3 separate regions of the Homo sapiens genome follow, and regions 1 and 2 are each linked to region 3. A link is a contact called in ENCODE Hi-C or POLR2A ChIA-PET data. All regions are on one chromosome and are shown on one strand. Each heading gives the region's core, a stretch centred on a gene start or an enhancer-like site at or near the end of the contact. The rest is flanking DNA. Distances are from core to core; before and after follow the strand shown. Region 1 has its middle 11 kb from the start of TMEM235. Region 2 holds the start of TMC8 (transmembrane channel like 8). Region 3 overlaps SEPTIN9 (septin 9).

The links. A loop is a pair of places that touch in the nucleus more often than their neighbours do. ChIA-PET counts read pairs that join two places held with the same protein, here RNA polymerase II (POLR2A). Pooled maps may share reads with other maps.
Region 1: a pooled map shows a loop between it and region 3 (5-fold over the local background). The contact joins two enhancer-like sites. A Hi-C loop is called at or near these places in 1 of 37 single-sample maps with no recorded cell type and 2 of 50 pooled maps. POLR2A ChIA-PET finds 5 or more read pairs at or near these places in 2 of 52 experiments (activated CD4-positive, alpha-beta T cell and activated CD8-positive, alpha-beta T cell).
Region 2: a loop to region 3 is called in a pooled map, with 5 times the contacts of the local background. The contact joins the promoter of TMC8 here to the enhancer-like site in region 3. A Hi-C loop is called at or near these places in 6 of 37 single-sample maps with no recorded cell type and 6 of 50 pooled maps.

Annotation. Positions count from the first base shown.
Region 1 is chr17:78,241,034-78,243,885 of GRCh38, forward strand. No RefSeq gene overlaps it. Among named protein-coding and RNA genes, the nearest start is that of TMEM235, 11 kb to the left of the region's middle. RefSeq lists a silencer at 582-631 and enhancers at 792-911, 1,382-1,511, 1,522-1,671. Within about 2 kb of position 1,463, at least 4 of the 41 ENCODE cell types and tissues checked have a DNase peak (open chromatin) inside an H3K27ac peak, as active enhancers do.
Region 2 is chr17:78,129,521-78,132,076 of GRCh38, forward strand. TMC8 (transmembrane channel like 8) reads left to right here and starts at 1,251. Exons shown (of 16, transcript NM_152468.5): 1 at 1,251-1,331; 2 at 1,761-2,217; 3 at 2,362-2,510. The coding sequence starts at 2,069. It also overlaps a transcript of TMC6 not described here. RefSeq lists an enhancer at 1,329-1,458 and a silencer at 1,939-2,458.
Region 3 is chr17:77,324,331-77,327,030 of GRCh38, forward strand. All of the region lies in intron 2 of SEPTIN9 (septin 9), which reads left to right. Among named protein-coding and RNA genes, the nearest start is that of SEPTIN9-DT, 44 kb to the left of the region's middle. RefSeq lists enhancers at 714-983, 1,094-1,403, 1,595-2,513. Within about 2 kb of position 1,366, at least 34 of the 41 ENCODE cell types and tissues checked have a DNase peak (open chromatin) inside an H3K27ac peak, as active enhancers do.

The sequences.
Region 1 (2,852 bases), core at 213-2,712, 920 kb after region 3:
CGTGTGTGCACGTGTGTGTGTGTCCACTGTGAAGTCATCTGTAGACATACAAGCCTACTTCTTATTCCCAGATCAGCACAGGGAGTGGGGAGGGGGGCCTGGGTCTCCGTTTTGGAAACGGGGGCTGGCTTCGTGGGCATGTCCTCTCAGCTTGGGAGGAAAGGTGTGGCGGACTCTTCCTCTCCTCCTCCTGGCCCCCAACTTCTGCTGATGAGGCTTCTCCTGGGGGTTTGCTGGGAAGCCAGGGATGTGAGCCTAACTTCAGGCCTCTCACGGCAGATGTGCTTGGGCTCTGGGGATAGGACACTGGGGAAGACACACCGGGGAGGGGCTGCTGGGACCACCAGCGTTCCCGGAGAGTGTGTGTGGTGGGGAGGGTGTGCTGCTTGACCCTTCCCTTCCAGAACAGAGCTGCCCACCTTGCCTCCACGTGTTCTGGGGCGTGTGGAACTTAGCCAGGCCAGGTAACTTCTTCACTCTCTCATTGGCCAGCCACATCCCTCACCCTCTGGTTGGTTAGTGGACTCCCTCACGCTCTGATTGGCTAGTCAACTCCTTCACTCTGACTGGCCAGCCACATCCCTCACCCTCTGATTGGCTAGTTGACTCCACTCTGGCCAGTTGATGCCCCACACTCTCTGATTGGCCAGTCAGTGTTCCTTACCCTCTGAATGGCCAGTTAACTCCCTCACTCTCTGGCTAGTCTCCACAGTGATTGGCCCAAGGGTTCTGTCTGTGTTCATGGTTCTCTGAGTGTCAGGCTTTGCAGCTGTGATTAAGAGGCGGATGAGTGCCTCCCAGGGAAGAGACAGTGCATGGTTCAAGGTCACCCAGAATAGACAACATGACATCAGGCTCAAATGGTGCTGCGTCGTTTACAGCAAGAGGAGAGAGCCTGTGCACCAAAACCGCTTGCAATGGTGGTTCCCACGGTGGGATCCACTGGCCCACGTGGGCCTCTTTCTTCAATTTTTTCTTAGAATTTTTCAAAATAGGTAACACGTGCCCTTGTGCCACAAATAGCACAAAGGCGAGTAAACACTGTCACCAGCTGTGCGCACGTCTGTCCATCCAGAGGTGTTCTGTGTGTGTGTGAGCAAGCGTGTGCACGTGCCAGAAACAAGCCCTGACTCAGAGGCCCTTCCCCCAGCATCGAAGGCGCTTGCTCCTCTCGCCACAGCAAAGCCCCTTCTCCAGGGATGGCCCAGCTCCGCCAGGTCCTGGGCCCACTGGCATCCCACTCGGGCATGTTTATCTGCACCACCTGGTAGGTGCCCCTGCCAGGGGCCTGACCTCTGTGAGGACAGGGGCCTCTCATCAGCTCAGGCCCTATGCCCAACCAGCATTTATAAATGCAGTAGGCAGCCCGCAAGAGAGCCCCCATCTGTCCTCATCTCCTGGTGCTCACGCCTCTGTAGGCCTTACCACACTGAGTCAGCGCTGACTTGGGTGTCAAGTAGGAAGTACCAGCGTGTGAGGGGGTCATAAAAAGGCAGCTTCTGCCTCGGTCTCAGACTGCTCACCCTAGGGGAAGCAAGTCATCAGACTGTGAAGACACTCAGGAAGCCCTGAGGAGATGCTCACATGGACAGGACTGAGGCCTCCGCCAACAGCAGCAGCAGCGTGTCAGCTGTGTGAGGACACCACCTGCGAGAGGATTATTCAGATAATGCAGTTCTCACTGATGTCTTGACGGCAACCTCGTGAGAAACTCCAAACCAGAACTTTCCAGCTGTAAGCCACTCCCAAATTCCGCCTCTCCCCCGCTTTTTTTTTGAGACAGGGTCTCACTCTGTCACCTAGGCTGGAGAGCAGTGGCTCCATCTCGGCTCACTGAGGCATGGCCCTTCTGGGCTCAAGTGATCCTCCCACCTCAGCCTCTCGAGTAGCTGGGACCACAGGTGTGAGTCACCAGGCCTGGTTACTTTTTTTGTTTGTTTGGTTTTGGTTTTTTTTGAGACAGAGTTTTTGCTCTGTCGCCCAGTCTGGAGTGCAGTGGTGCGATCTTGGCTCACTGCAACCTCTGCCTCCCGAGTTCAAGCGATTCTCCTGCCTCAGCCTCCCAAGTAGCTGGGATTACAGATGCGTGCTACCGTGCCTGGCTGATTTTTGTATTTTTAGTAGAGATGGGGTTTTACCATGTTGGCCAGGCTGATCTCCAACTTCTGACCTCAGGCGATACCCCATGCCTCGGCCTCCTAAAGTGCTGGGATTACAGACGTGAGCCACCACATCCAGCCACCTGGCTACTTTTTGTGTTTGTAGAGACGGAGTTGCACCATGTTGGCCAGGCTGGTCTCAAACTTCTGGGCTCAAGCAGTCCACCTGCCCCGGCGTTCCAAAGTGCTGGGATTGACTACAGGTGTGCGTGAGCCACCACACCCGGCTCACTCTCCAATTCCTAACCCACAGTGCTATGGGAAATAATGATTGTTGCTTTAAGGCAGTATGTTTTGGGGTCATTTGTTATGCAGCAATGGATAACCAATATAATGCACTTTTGCTGGTGCTTGCCCCAGACAGGGCAGTAAGGGAGACACGGAATTACAGGGGCTTAGAGTTACTGGCTTCCTTCTTTTTTTTTTTTTTTTTGAGACGGAGTCTTGCTCTTGTCACCCAGGCTGGAGTGCAATGGCGTGATATCGGCTCACCGCAACCTCCGCTTCCCGGGTTCAAGCGATTCTCCTGCCTCAGCCTCCTGAGTAGCTGGGATTACAGGCACCTGCCACCATGCCCTGCTGATTTTTGTGCTTTTAGTACAGATGGGGGTTTCTCCATGTTGGCCAGGCTGGTCTTGAACTCCTGACCTCAGGTGATCCACCTGCCTCGGCCTCCCAAAATGCTGGGATTAC
Region 2 (2,556 bases), core at 1-2,500, 810 kb after region 3:
CCCATTTGGAAGGGAGGGTCATTCCTGGCGGGGAGAAGCCATGAAGCAGGCAGGGTGAATGTGAGCTGGGGCCCAGGAGGGCAGGAGAGGGCACTGCTGCAGGGGAGAGCAGGCAAGCAAAAGCGAGGACCAGGCAGGGGTCAAGGCTGGGGCCTTTTGGAGCTGCCAGTGTGGTCCTCAGATGGCTACCCCAAGCTGGTTCTTGGCAAGTGGCACCCTGGCATGGAGACCCAGCCCCTGCCTCTCCTCCCACTGCTTCCCCCTCCCTGCATACCCACACTGAATTTGCATGAATGCCACCTCCTCTGGGGAGCCTCCCCAGATTGAACCCTGGTGGAGCACCTACCACTTCCTATTGACATGTACATCTGTGGTTCTGTGCCCCCTCCTACCCCAGCCCACTGTGTGCCCAGCACCAGCACATAGCTTGCGCCTGACACACAGAAAGGACTCTGGAAACCAGGAAGGAGGTGGGCAGAGAGGCAGAAAAGCTATGAACATTCAGACCTGAGATGACTGGGCCCTATAGCAGGTAGAGAGGGAGCAGAGAGGAAGGGCTGCGGGCTTCCCAGGGGCCCAAGGACAGAGAATTGGCAAAGATATGTCTTAAACATCTAGCCTGGGAGAGCATGAATGGAGCCAATTCCTGAGCACTTACTACCGGCCAGGTGCTAGGCCTGGGTCTTGGCACAACCATAACGCCAATGACAGGGGCTGGAAGTACAGCAGTAACACCAAGAGTATCTGGAAACCCAGCAGCCAGGTTCTGGGGAGCCCACCATCCTGTCATTATCACACCCTCCAGGGTGAGGCCGGCAGATAAAGAGTTTGGCCCCTGTGCCCCCACCGTTCCCATCCCCACCCATGTCAGGCTCCCAGCTCAGGCCTCGAGGTCAAGTCCTGCCTATCCAGGCTGGAAGGAGTTGAACAGAGAGGGCCTCAGCTGCAGGCTGGACATCCCTGGAGGCAGCCAGGCGGCAGACCCGGACCAGTGGACCCTAGGGCTGCAGGAGACCAGGCCCTGACTCCTGTGCAGAGGGGAAGGGTGGGCCACCCGCAGCCCAGCATGCACAGAGCTCCCTGGGAGGCCAAGTGGCCTACGCCTGTCACCTTCACCTCTGCATCTCAGGGGCCCACAGGAAGTGCCTGCTTGGCCTCAGTTTAAAGCAGAGGAAACCATGGGGTGAGAGGGGAGGAGGGAGGTAGTGGAGAGGGAAGCTGGGTTTCCTGTCATATGACCCCTCCTCTGGGCTCCCTCACCACCCTGCCTGGCTTGGCAGGAGTCGTCTGAGAAGGGGACTCCTCCAGGGACTTGGTCCCTAGGTCCCCAGGTGAGCTGGATGTCCAGTGGAGGGAGAATGCAGAGGGTGAGGGGCTGTGGGGGCCAGCTAGAGCCCTGCAAGGGTAGCAGTGGGTCCCTGCTCCTGTCCCCACGGCTGGGGCTGTAGCCACAGGTCCTCATCAGGGGCTCGCGGGGTACCTGGGACTGGAGGCTGGACCACAAGAAGGAAGACAGAAGGGGGTCCCCCGACATCCAGAGTCAGATGTGGCAGATGCCGAGTCCCAGGAACTGTGGGGTTTGGGACACAGGCTCTTCCGGAAGGGCAAACTGCCACGTGGAGAAGAGAGGGAATTGTCTCTCCTTGGGGTGACGGTGGGCCCAGGCACAGGTGGATGCGGGGTGCAGCAGGTCTTGGCTTTCTTTGCCTGTGCCGGTCCAGACTTTCTGTGCCCTTTGGATCTTTCACCCCATTTGACAGATGGGGAGACTGAGGCCGTGGCTGTGTGTCCCTCTGAGAGTTGGAGCGGGGCTGGGCCCGAATTCGACCGCAGCAGGATTCTCTCTCATTTCTGAGCCCCGGAGGTGGCAGAGCGGCAGACCCGGGCAAGTGAACCCTAGGGCTGCAGGAGCCCAGGCCCCGACGCCGGCGCAGAGGGGACGGAAGGGCCCGCCCCCAGCCCAGCGTGCACAGAGGCCATAGCCAAGGCCTTAAGGCTCATCCAACCGGGGACTCATATCCCCCCCACCGGCAGCCCGGCGCCCCAGCCTCTACCCGTGCCCGCCGAGATGCTGCTGCCGCGGTCGGTGTCATCGGAGCGGGCCCCTGGGGTGCCGGAGCCGGAGGAGCTGTGGGAGGCAGAGATGGAGCGGCTGCGCGGCTCTGGGACGCCCGTGCGCGGGCTGCCCTATGCCATGATGGACAAGCGCCTCATCTGGTGGGTGCCACGCGGGCGCCAGACGGTGCGTGGGGGGGGTGCTGCGAGGCTGCCCCGTCGGATGGTGTGGGAGCACCCCGTCTGCTTGGCCCGGGTGGGCAGGGCGGGTGACTCAGGGGCGCCCCTGTCACCACCCCCGTCCAGGCAGCTGCGGGAGCCCGCGGGGGTGCAGACCTTGCGCTGGCAGCGGTGGCAGCGCCGGCGGCAGACGGTGGAAAGGCGCCTGCGGGAGGCAGCGCAGCGGCTGGCCCGGGGCCTTGGGCTCTGGGAGGGGGCGCTCTACGAGATCGGGGGTAGGACCCGCGCGACCCGCACCTCCCCTTGCCCTCTCTGGAGCCC
Region 3 (2,700 bases), core at 116-2,615:
GTTGTCCCCGTGTGTCTGGATGCACAGCATGGTTCCATGTCCCAGACTCCTTGCTGGACCCCTCTGGCCCTTTGGGGTGGCCTTTGGCCTTTTCCACTCGTTTCTGTGCTCCTGGTGAGGTGTCGGGGTCGGGCTTAGCCCCTGCAGGAATTCTGGGGACAGCATGGAGCCGGCAACTCCCCACCAGGCGTCTTCCTACCTGCCCAGAGCTCATGGTTGTGAGGGGTCTCTCCTTGTGGTTTTGATTTGCAATTCCCCAGTGGTTAGTGATGTTGAGCATCTTTTCGTGTTTATTGCTCATTTGCACATATTCTTGCAGAAATGTCTGTCCAAGTCCTTTACCTGTGTTTGATTTGGATGATTGTTGTTGCTGAGTGTTAGGAGATCTGTAGATTAATATCCAGATACTAATCCCATATCTGACCTATGATTTGCTGCCATTCCATGGATTGCCTTCTCCCCACGTTGTTAGTGCCCTTTGATATGCAATTTTTTTTTTTTTTTTTGAGATGGAGTCTGACTCTGTTGCCCAGGCTGGAGTGCAGTGGCATGATCTTGGCTCACTGCAACCTCCGCCTCCCTGGTTCCAGCGATTTTCCTGCCTCAGCCTCCTGAGTAGTTGGGATTACAGGCACCCGCCACCACACCCAGCTAATTTTTGTATTTTTAGTAGAGACGGGGTTTCACTGTGTTGACTAAGTTGGTCTCGAACTCCTGACCTCAAGTAATCCACCCGTCTCGGCCTCCCAAAGTGCCGGAGTTACAGGCGTGAGTCACCGCACCCAGGCTGATATGCAAATATTTTAAACTTCTATGACGTTCCACTTTATCTATTTGTTCTTCTGTTGCCTGTGCTTTTGGCGCCATATCCAAGAAATCATTGCCAAATGCAACGTCAGGAAGCTTTTCCCCTGTGTTTTCTTCTAAGAGTTTTGTGGTTTTAGCTCTTGAGTTTAGGTCTTTGATGCAAGTTGAGTTGATTTTTGCATGTGGTGTAAGGGCTGGTCCAGCCTCATGCTCTGGGCTCTTGATTCACTTCTCTTCTTTTCTCACGCCCAGCTGGTTCCGCTGGGTGGCGGGGAGGAGTGGGGAAGTCCCGGGCTGGGCCTGCACTCGATCATCCCCTCTCAGGCCAGCCAGGGAGTCTCAGCTCCTGCCCAGGACCTGGCTGGACGTGCTCCCTACCGGGAAAGCCTGGGCCGTCTTTCTAGGCTGATGGCAGGGCCAGCCCGGGGCGTCCTGAGGCCTGCCCTGCGGACATGCCCCTTGTTCTAGGTGGTGTGGCTGCCCGGCCTGCGTGTGAGACCAGCTGTCTGTGCTTCAGGCCATGGAGGCTGAGTGTTTCCAGCCTGTCCCCTTGCTCGGCTCTCCCTCTGGGGAAGCCCCTGCAGCCCATTCTCTGCCTCCGCTTCTGCCATCTGTGCCTTTGTCTGCTTCCTGTTTGGAGGTGGTCATCCCTGGGGCCACCCCTCATGATCTGGACACAAGTCTCCATCCTGAAGCCACCACCCAAACCCCTGTGCCTCAAACCCCTCCCACCCACCACATGGGTTTCCACTGTGACCAACTCAGCAGCTGATGAAGCTTCCCTTGGGGCTCTCCTAGCAACGGGGAGCTGGCTTTCCCGGAGGCCTGGCCTCTCCCTAAGTGGAAGTGGGGCGTGAGGGTGTCAGCCTTTTTCTGCTGCCTGGTGCTCTAGGTTGGCTTGTCACCCCTGGAAGCACTTGCCATCCTTATACAGCACCCCACACCCACCTCCCCGCCTCCTACCCCTTCTTCCAAGGGGTCATCTCTGCTTCCCTCCCCACCCAACCTCACCCATGTGGTCCGCCCAGCAACCTTTGACCCCCAACATGACAAAATAAACCTCCCTTGCCGGTCACTCATTCATTCATTCAGCATTGGGTGCTCCCTGTGGACTTGGCGCTGGGGTCCCGTGGAGGACAAAGCCAGACACAGTCCTTGCCCTCATGGGACTGCACAAGTGCAAGACCACATCAGTAAACGTGAAACACAGGAAGTGACAGGTGTGACAAAGGGGACCAGTGGCAGGACAGAACCTGCGGTTCGTAGGACCAGGTCAGGAGGGCTGCCTCGGGGGGACACCTTCGGGCTGAGCGCAGAAGGATGAGGGGAGTAAACCAGGCTCAAACCCAGCAGGCAGAGGCGATCGCTGCAGGCAACCGGCAATGTGTTCAAAGGCCCTGGGGCGCGGGGGGCTGAGGCCGGCAGCACGGCAGGAAGTAAGACTGGGGTTGAAAGAGACTGACTGTCATGTTGTGAAATATACACTTGGTTTTCATCTCCATTTCCTGGCACACAACTCCTAAAATCCTTGGAATCTCCAAAGTGATGTCTTTTTGGATGCTCATGATTGACAGACCAGCTGGCAGCTTCAGGATGGTTCCCAGGGAAGACCAGGTAGAATCACAAGGTTCAGCACCACCCCGCAACCTCCAGGTAGGGGAGAGGGGCTGAAGGTTAAGCAGATCATCAGCGGCCAATGATTGAATCAATCATGCCTTCGTAATGAGGCCTCCGTGAACACTCAGAAGGATGGGGTTCCGGGAGCTTCTGGATGGATGAGCATGTGGAGGCTCCTGGAGGGTGGAGCGCCTGGGGAGCACATGGAAGCTCTGCGTCCCTCCCCCATACCTTGCCCTACACATCTCTTCCCCTGTATCCTTTGTAATATCCTTT